Regions from separate parts of the Homo sapiens genome. Here region 1 is linked to region 2. The links are chromatin loops, found by intact Hi-C in ENCODE. Cell type or tissue: B cell. All regions are shown on one strand. Each heading gives the region's core, and the rest is flanking DNA. Links, peaks and the distances in the headings are about the cores only.

Region 1 (3,017 bases), core at 262-2,761, 180 kb after region 2:
GAGGGAAAAGGCCTTCGCGGGGTCTGGAAGAATAAATGAAATCATATGGACACTATGTCAGGGACACAGCGGGTCCTAAGCCGAGGCTAGATAGTCCATCCTTGGCCACTTGGCTTACTCCAGGGACCAGAGTGCCTGAAGAGTCTGCCCAGGGGAGAGTGGCAGAACCTGGGACAGAGCTACTGAACTGCCAGCAGGGGAGAGGAGAGCAGTGCCCTGAACACACGGGTGTCCAACCAAGAAGGGGCATTTCTCAAGGAAGAAAGGGGAGGGGAGTTGAGGACACACGACCACGAGCGGTTTTTCCGTCTGTGGGTTCCTCTTCAAACGAAGCCAATGCTGGTGGAGCAGGAGCCCTTTCCAACCCTGGGGCTGGGTTGGAGGCTGTCAGTATGTCAACTGAACCACACTCTGGGCAGAGCAAGCTGCGGGGGTGGGGGCTTGTCTCTGGTTGTGAGACAGGATCCAACCCAAACTTTTCCATCATTATCCTCCTTTCAGTCATGAGCTGGGTTCTGACAGGATCCTACTAGGGTTTCACCATGAAGAAGCTGGAGTTCCAGCATGTTGACTGATGTGTAAATTCTGGTTCTGTGGGGCTGGCTGCCAGGAGGAAAATACAAAGCTGAATTGGGTTAGCACGGTGTTTTGGGGTCCTGGGTGCTGCAGTGGGTGGGTGTCTGACAGTTTAGAGGGGACTCTGGACCTTGAAAATTCACCCACCTCGTCTGAAGAGGAGGGCAAGTGGACCCAGAAAGGTGCAATGAATTTCTGAAGGTTGAACTGTGACTTAGGGTCAAGGGCAGAACTAGAATCCAGGTTTTCTGAGGCCATAGTCGGTCCCTCGTCCTGATTTAAGAGTCCAGAATTCTTGGGTTCTAATCCTTATCTCTCTTTCTTGTCCTGGGTTGCCATGGACAAGGAGCAATCAGGTTGCTCATGCACCCTGGGCAAGGTGGGTTTGGAGGCACTATGAAGATACGGTTTAGGAGTGTTGGCTTGTCAATCACAGGCTCCAGGGAGAAACTGCAGGAAATGGAAAGGCAATGGGGAAGAAAACCCTGAAGCTCGTTGGGGGAGGAAGCATTGAGCGGCAGTGGGGAGGAGAGGTTCTAACCTGAAAGAAAGATTGCAGAATAGTAGATCTCCCCAGTATAAAAAGTTTCAGAAGAAGGAATTGTCCAAAGGAAGAAGATATCTCTTGGAGAGATGCTGGAATTCCACAGGTTACCTTGAGCTGTGTTTAATTTAGATATTCTTACGTGTAGTTTCTAGTGCTGTGCCTGGTATTTTCATTCATTCTCCAATATCTGCTGAGCGCCACCTAGGTGCCAGGCTCTGTGCTCAATGCTGGCCCACAGCGGGTACTCAATAAACAGCAGATATGAGATGACCCAAGCAAAGGGCTTAGCGTAGTGCCTGGCACTGGGCAAGTACTCAGTAACTGTTTCATATTATTAATATTACTATTATCATTCTTAATTCTAGTAGTAAATGAATGTTTTTCTTTTTCTAGAATATTCACTGACAATCATACTTAAAAGGGAATATTTTGTTTAATGTTCGGAAGCCCTCCACACACCCAGGCACACCTCTTGCCCCTGTTCCCCATCTCTCTCACACCCACACGCCCAATCCCAGGCAGCCACTCACCCCTGCATGCCAAGGCAGAGCGTTCTCCTCCTCTTATGCCCCCTCCCCAATTAGAGAGGGAGCTCCAAGAGAGAGCTCACCTCCTGAGACAGTCGGCAAGAGCCAGGAGGGTGGACAGCCTGCATGCAAGGAAGACTGGGATTCAAATTCCAGCTCAGCCACTCGCTGGCTACATGGCTTTGATAAGGGTACTGAGCCTCCCAGAGGCTTCATTTCCTCTTCTCTAAAAAGGGGAGAAAATCCTCCGATAAGAGATTTTTGTGAAGATTAAAAGACATAAAGTGGGTGCCTTGTCCAGCTCTCAGCAAGCACCACAAACTTTAATTCCTCTCCTCTAACAGCTCCTAAGCCCCCTTGTGGGTCACAAACCCCAAGTTATGGATAGCAAAAATTTCAAATGTTTTCTCTTGATAAGAGACTGTGTGTCCTAACTTTTGGTGTGAATTTTTTTTTTTTTTTTAAGATGGGAGTCTTGCTCTGTTATCCAGGCTAGAGTGCAGTGGCCCAATGTTGGCTCACTGCAACCTCCGCCTCCCAGGTTCAAGTGATTCTTGTGCCTCAGCCTCCCAAGTAGCTGGGGTTACTTGTGTACCACCACGCCCGGCTAATTTTTGTATTTGTAGTACAGACGAGATTTCACCATGTTGGCCAGGCTGGTCTCGAACTTCTGACCTCAGGTGATCGCCTGCCTCAGCCTCCCAAAATGCTAGGATTCAGGCGTGAGCCACCATGCCCAGCCAGTGAATTTCTTTTTAATGATTCCTTCTAGAACTGGGTTCCTCCCAAGACCCTTCTTATTGGGCCCTTAGGAGGACCTCAGCTGAGCCAAAGGAAGCCCATGAGACCCTGCCTAGAGTCCCACTTTGAGTCTGTCTCTGCTGCTGCAGGGATGTCTAGCACCAGATTTGTCCAACTGCAGGTTGTGAGATCAATTTAGCGGGGTTCTTAATAAAATAGGAAATACCAGATAATCTCATAGTGCCTCCTATGTAGCAAAGGTAAGTACTGTTTCTGGAAACTTTTGTTTCTGTTATTTATTTTGAAGCCCTCTATAAGGGTATGTATGTTTATAATATAAATGTATATATGCAAATATATACAAATTTGATATTTGCATATATTTTTATTTAATTTTTTTTTTACTATATTGGTCCCAATGATGTTTCTGTCTCAGAAATTTCAGCATTGTGGCCCTAGGTGGCAGGTGCTGGGGCATCCTTGCTGCCACTGCACCAAGTGCTGGGGAGTCAAGGCAGCTGAGGTGGAAGCTGGAGTTGGGGAAAGGCAAGTTCAAGGAAGAGGACCCAGAGTCAGAGAGGAAGCAGGGCATGGAGGAAGGTCTGCTTATAAGTAGAGCAGGGGAG
Region 2 (2,750 bases), core at 251-2,750:
TATGAGGGGGAGGTCTCTTTCTCTCTTCTCTTAAGCAAGGTCAGGGTGTTTGGAAAAGGACTACTTTCCTCTCTTGAAATAGGAGGCTACAGAGACCTTTTCTCAGATAACTTAATTTCTGGCTTCTTTAAAACCTTGCCAGTAGGATCAGGAAAGCCACCCACCCTACTCCTAGCCTCAGCCCCTCACAGAGAAAGGAGGGGACTATCCGCCAGCCCCCTTTCCCAAATTAGTTATTAGCAGGGTGGGCATTGGGCTTCTTAGGCTTTTTTCTCCCATTGCTGGGCTGAGGCAGATTAAGGTTCTGAATTTGTCAGTTCTAAGATGTGACTGTCAATATGAGGAAGTTGGTTACAGTTAAGACCTTTTTAAAAGAGAGACCTTTTCTCCTGGAAAGGATGGGATGAGCAAGCAGGGTGGATGAGTCAGGATGGGTCAGGTCTGGATGAGTCAAGTCAGGATGCGGTGCCCTGCCCTAGAGTGTGGGGATTCTTTATGCAAATGCTGGCATCATCAAACCTGGCATTTCACCTCACCTCCCATCCCCTTCCCATTTCTCTTAATCTCTGCTGCTACTGCTCAGGTTTTCATCTTCTCCAGACCTCTTTCTACACCCTTCTGAAGAGGACCTGCCACATGCTAGCTTCTAGGCTGGCTGTTGGGGAAGGTACAATCAAGGCTCTAACCTGCCTTCTTACAGCTCTGAGGTAGACTGTGTGTACCAATGGACTTTGAAGGGTGTAATAATTCTCAAATTGTGCTATAAGAGCTCAGCACAGAGGGATGAATTTCTTTGCTCCCCAGCTAGACTTAGTGTCCTGAGTCAGGGCTACTGTGGGATATTTCAGTGACCTCCATAGGTGCCTCTGGGGCTCCCCCACTCACTTGGCCAGTAGAGACCAATTCAGGGGACACCAGATTGCGGTAGGGGTGGCTTGTGGAAGGGCCACCAGAGTAGGAAACAGAAGATGAAATGGTGCAAAGGAGAGAGGAGCGAGGAGCAGTGCCTCCAGCATGACCCGCCTTATGCTCTACACCCCAGTGACTTGAGGCTGCTGGTGGGCCCTCTTCCTCCACCCTGGGTTAGTCCTTTTTAAGGCCTTTGCCCCTAACATGGCCACTGATTCTTCTCCCTTCTACCTGGAAGGTTACTGTTGTACATGCACACAGATGTAGCCTCTTCCAGGAAGCCTCCAGAGAATTGTCCTCCAGCCTGTTTTGCCTCCCTAGCACCTCTGCTTCAGCCCTTAACACACTTTATGCTTGGTTTCTGTCTCCACCATGAAACTAAACTTCTTGGAGTCCAGGATCCACCTGTGCAGCCGCCCAGCATCTGGCACAGTGGAGACCCGAGAGAGCCTCAGTATGGCATTGGCCTGTGCAACCCAGTGGGACAGAGTTTCTTCCAGAAGGGCTTCTGGGTGGTGGCGGAACAGTAGCTGAGTCTGAAAGAGCAGGAGGGCTGTGAGTGGGAAGGGAGGCTGTGGCTTGGGAAAGGGCAGTGAGTCCAGGCGGAGGCTGCTCTGGCCTGAGAAGAGCTGGCTGCCAACCACGGGCTAGAGTCTAACCTCTCTGGGAGAAGGAGCAGTGGTTATTGAGCCCCTACTGTTCAGAATACAGGAAGACCCCAGCATACATTGTGTCGTTTCCTCTTCACACAGTAGAGGGGGTGGTAGGATCATTTTACATGCCTGAAAACTGAAACTTAGCAGTTTAGGTCATTTACAAAGAGCTGAGTTAGGCCGAATATGGTGGCCCACGCCTGTAATCCCAGCACTTTCGGAGGCCAAGGCAGGTGGATCACCTGAGGTCAGGAGTTTGAGACCAGCCTGTCCAACATGGCAAAACGCCACCTCTATTAAAAATACAAAAATTAGCCAGGCGTGGTGGTGCATGCCTGTAATCCAGCTACACAGGAGGCTGAGGCAGGAGAATCGCTTGAAGCCGGGAGGCGGAGGTTGCAGTGAGCCGAGATCACGGCACTGCACTCTAGCCTGGGTAACGAGAACGAAACTCCGCCTCAAAAAATGCCAAGTTAAACCCTGCTCTGCCTGACTTCAAAGCCCTAGTTTGTTTGATCTGTTAAAAATGTACTGACTGACTTGGCATAACAAATGAGACAGGCTTTCCAAGTTATGGCCTCAGCTGTTGGGAAGATGCTGGGTTTTGCAAACTCACATGAACATCAGACATTTCCTGTAGCAGCAATGAACGACAGCACCTCTTATCCTAGCATTCAGTGACGAGGGCTTAAAGTCCGCTGGGTGGGAGCCCATCACAGAAATCTGCAAGCACTTCAGATCAGGACTTTTAAATGTTTCTAGATGCTGTGGCGATTAATGAATTACAACGTCAGGTAAAGAAATTACACTTAAAGGCTGGACACGGTGGCTCATACTTATAATCCCAGTACTTTGGGAGGCCGAAGTGGGCGGATCACTTGAGCCCAGTTTAAGACCAGCAGGGCAACATGATGAAACCCCATCTCTACTAAAAATACAAAAAAAGTAGCCAGGTGTGGTTGTGTGTACCTGTAGTCCCAGCTACCCAGGAGGCTGAGGTGGGAGGATCACTTGAGCCCTGCAGTGAGCTGTGATCACGCCACTGCACTTCAGCCTGGGTGACAGAGCAAGAACTTATCTCAAAATAAATAAATTAATTAAATAAATAAATTACAGTTGGTTATCATATTACAAAAAAATACAACTATTCAGTTACTGCGGGCTTCCTATGAAATTCTTTCTCCAGGT

The links. Peaks named below come from ENCODE experiments on the same cell type or tissue, not always from the same donor. Only the 100,000 strongest peaks of a DNase experiment are listed, where the experiment ranks them.
Region 1: it touches region 2 in a loop (20-fold over the local background); 2 of 110 quality-filtered maps call a loop at or near these places.

Annotation. Positions count from the first base shown.
Region 1 is chr15:88,804,256-88,807,272 of GRCh38, forward strand. The region is part of intron 1 of ACAN (aggrecan); the gene reads left to right. Among named protein-coding and RNA genes, the nearest start is that of ACAN, 2.3 kb to the left of the region's middle. In B cell, for the core only: no CTCF peak of the experiment used is centred there; a DNase peak (open chromatin) is centred at 1,326; H3K27me3 peaks cover 1,611 bases.
Region 2 is chr15:88,622,862-88,625,611 of GRCh38, forward strand. All of the region lies in intron 1 of AEN (apoptosis enhancing nuclease), which reads left to right. Among named protein-coding and RNA genes, the nearest start is that of AEN, 2.9 kb to the left of the region's middle. RefSeq lists an enhancer at 10-1,209. In B cell, for the core only: CTCF peaks have their summits at 1,670 and 1,871; DNase peaks (open chromatin) are centred at 428, 930 and 1,670; H3K4me3 peaks cover 331 bases; H3K27ac peaks cover 1,900 bases.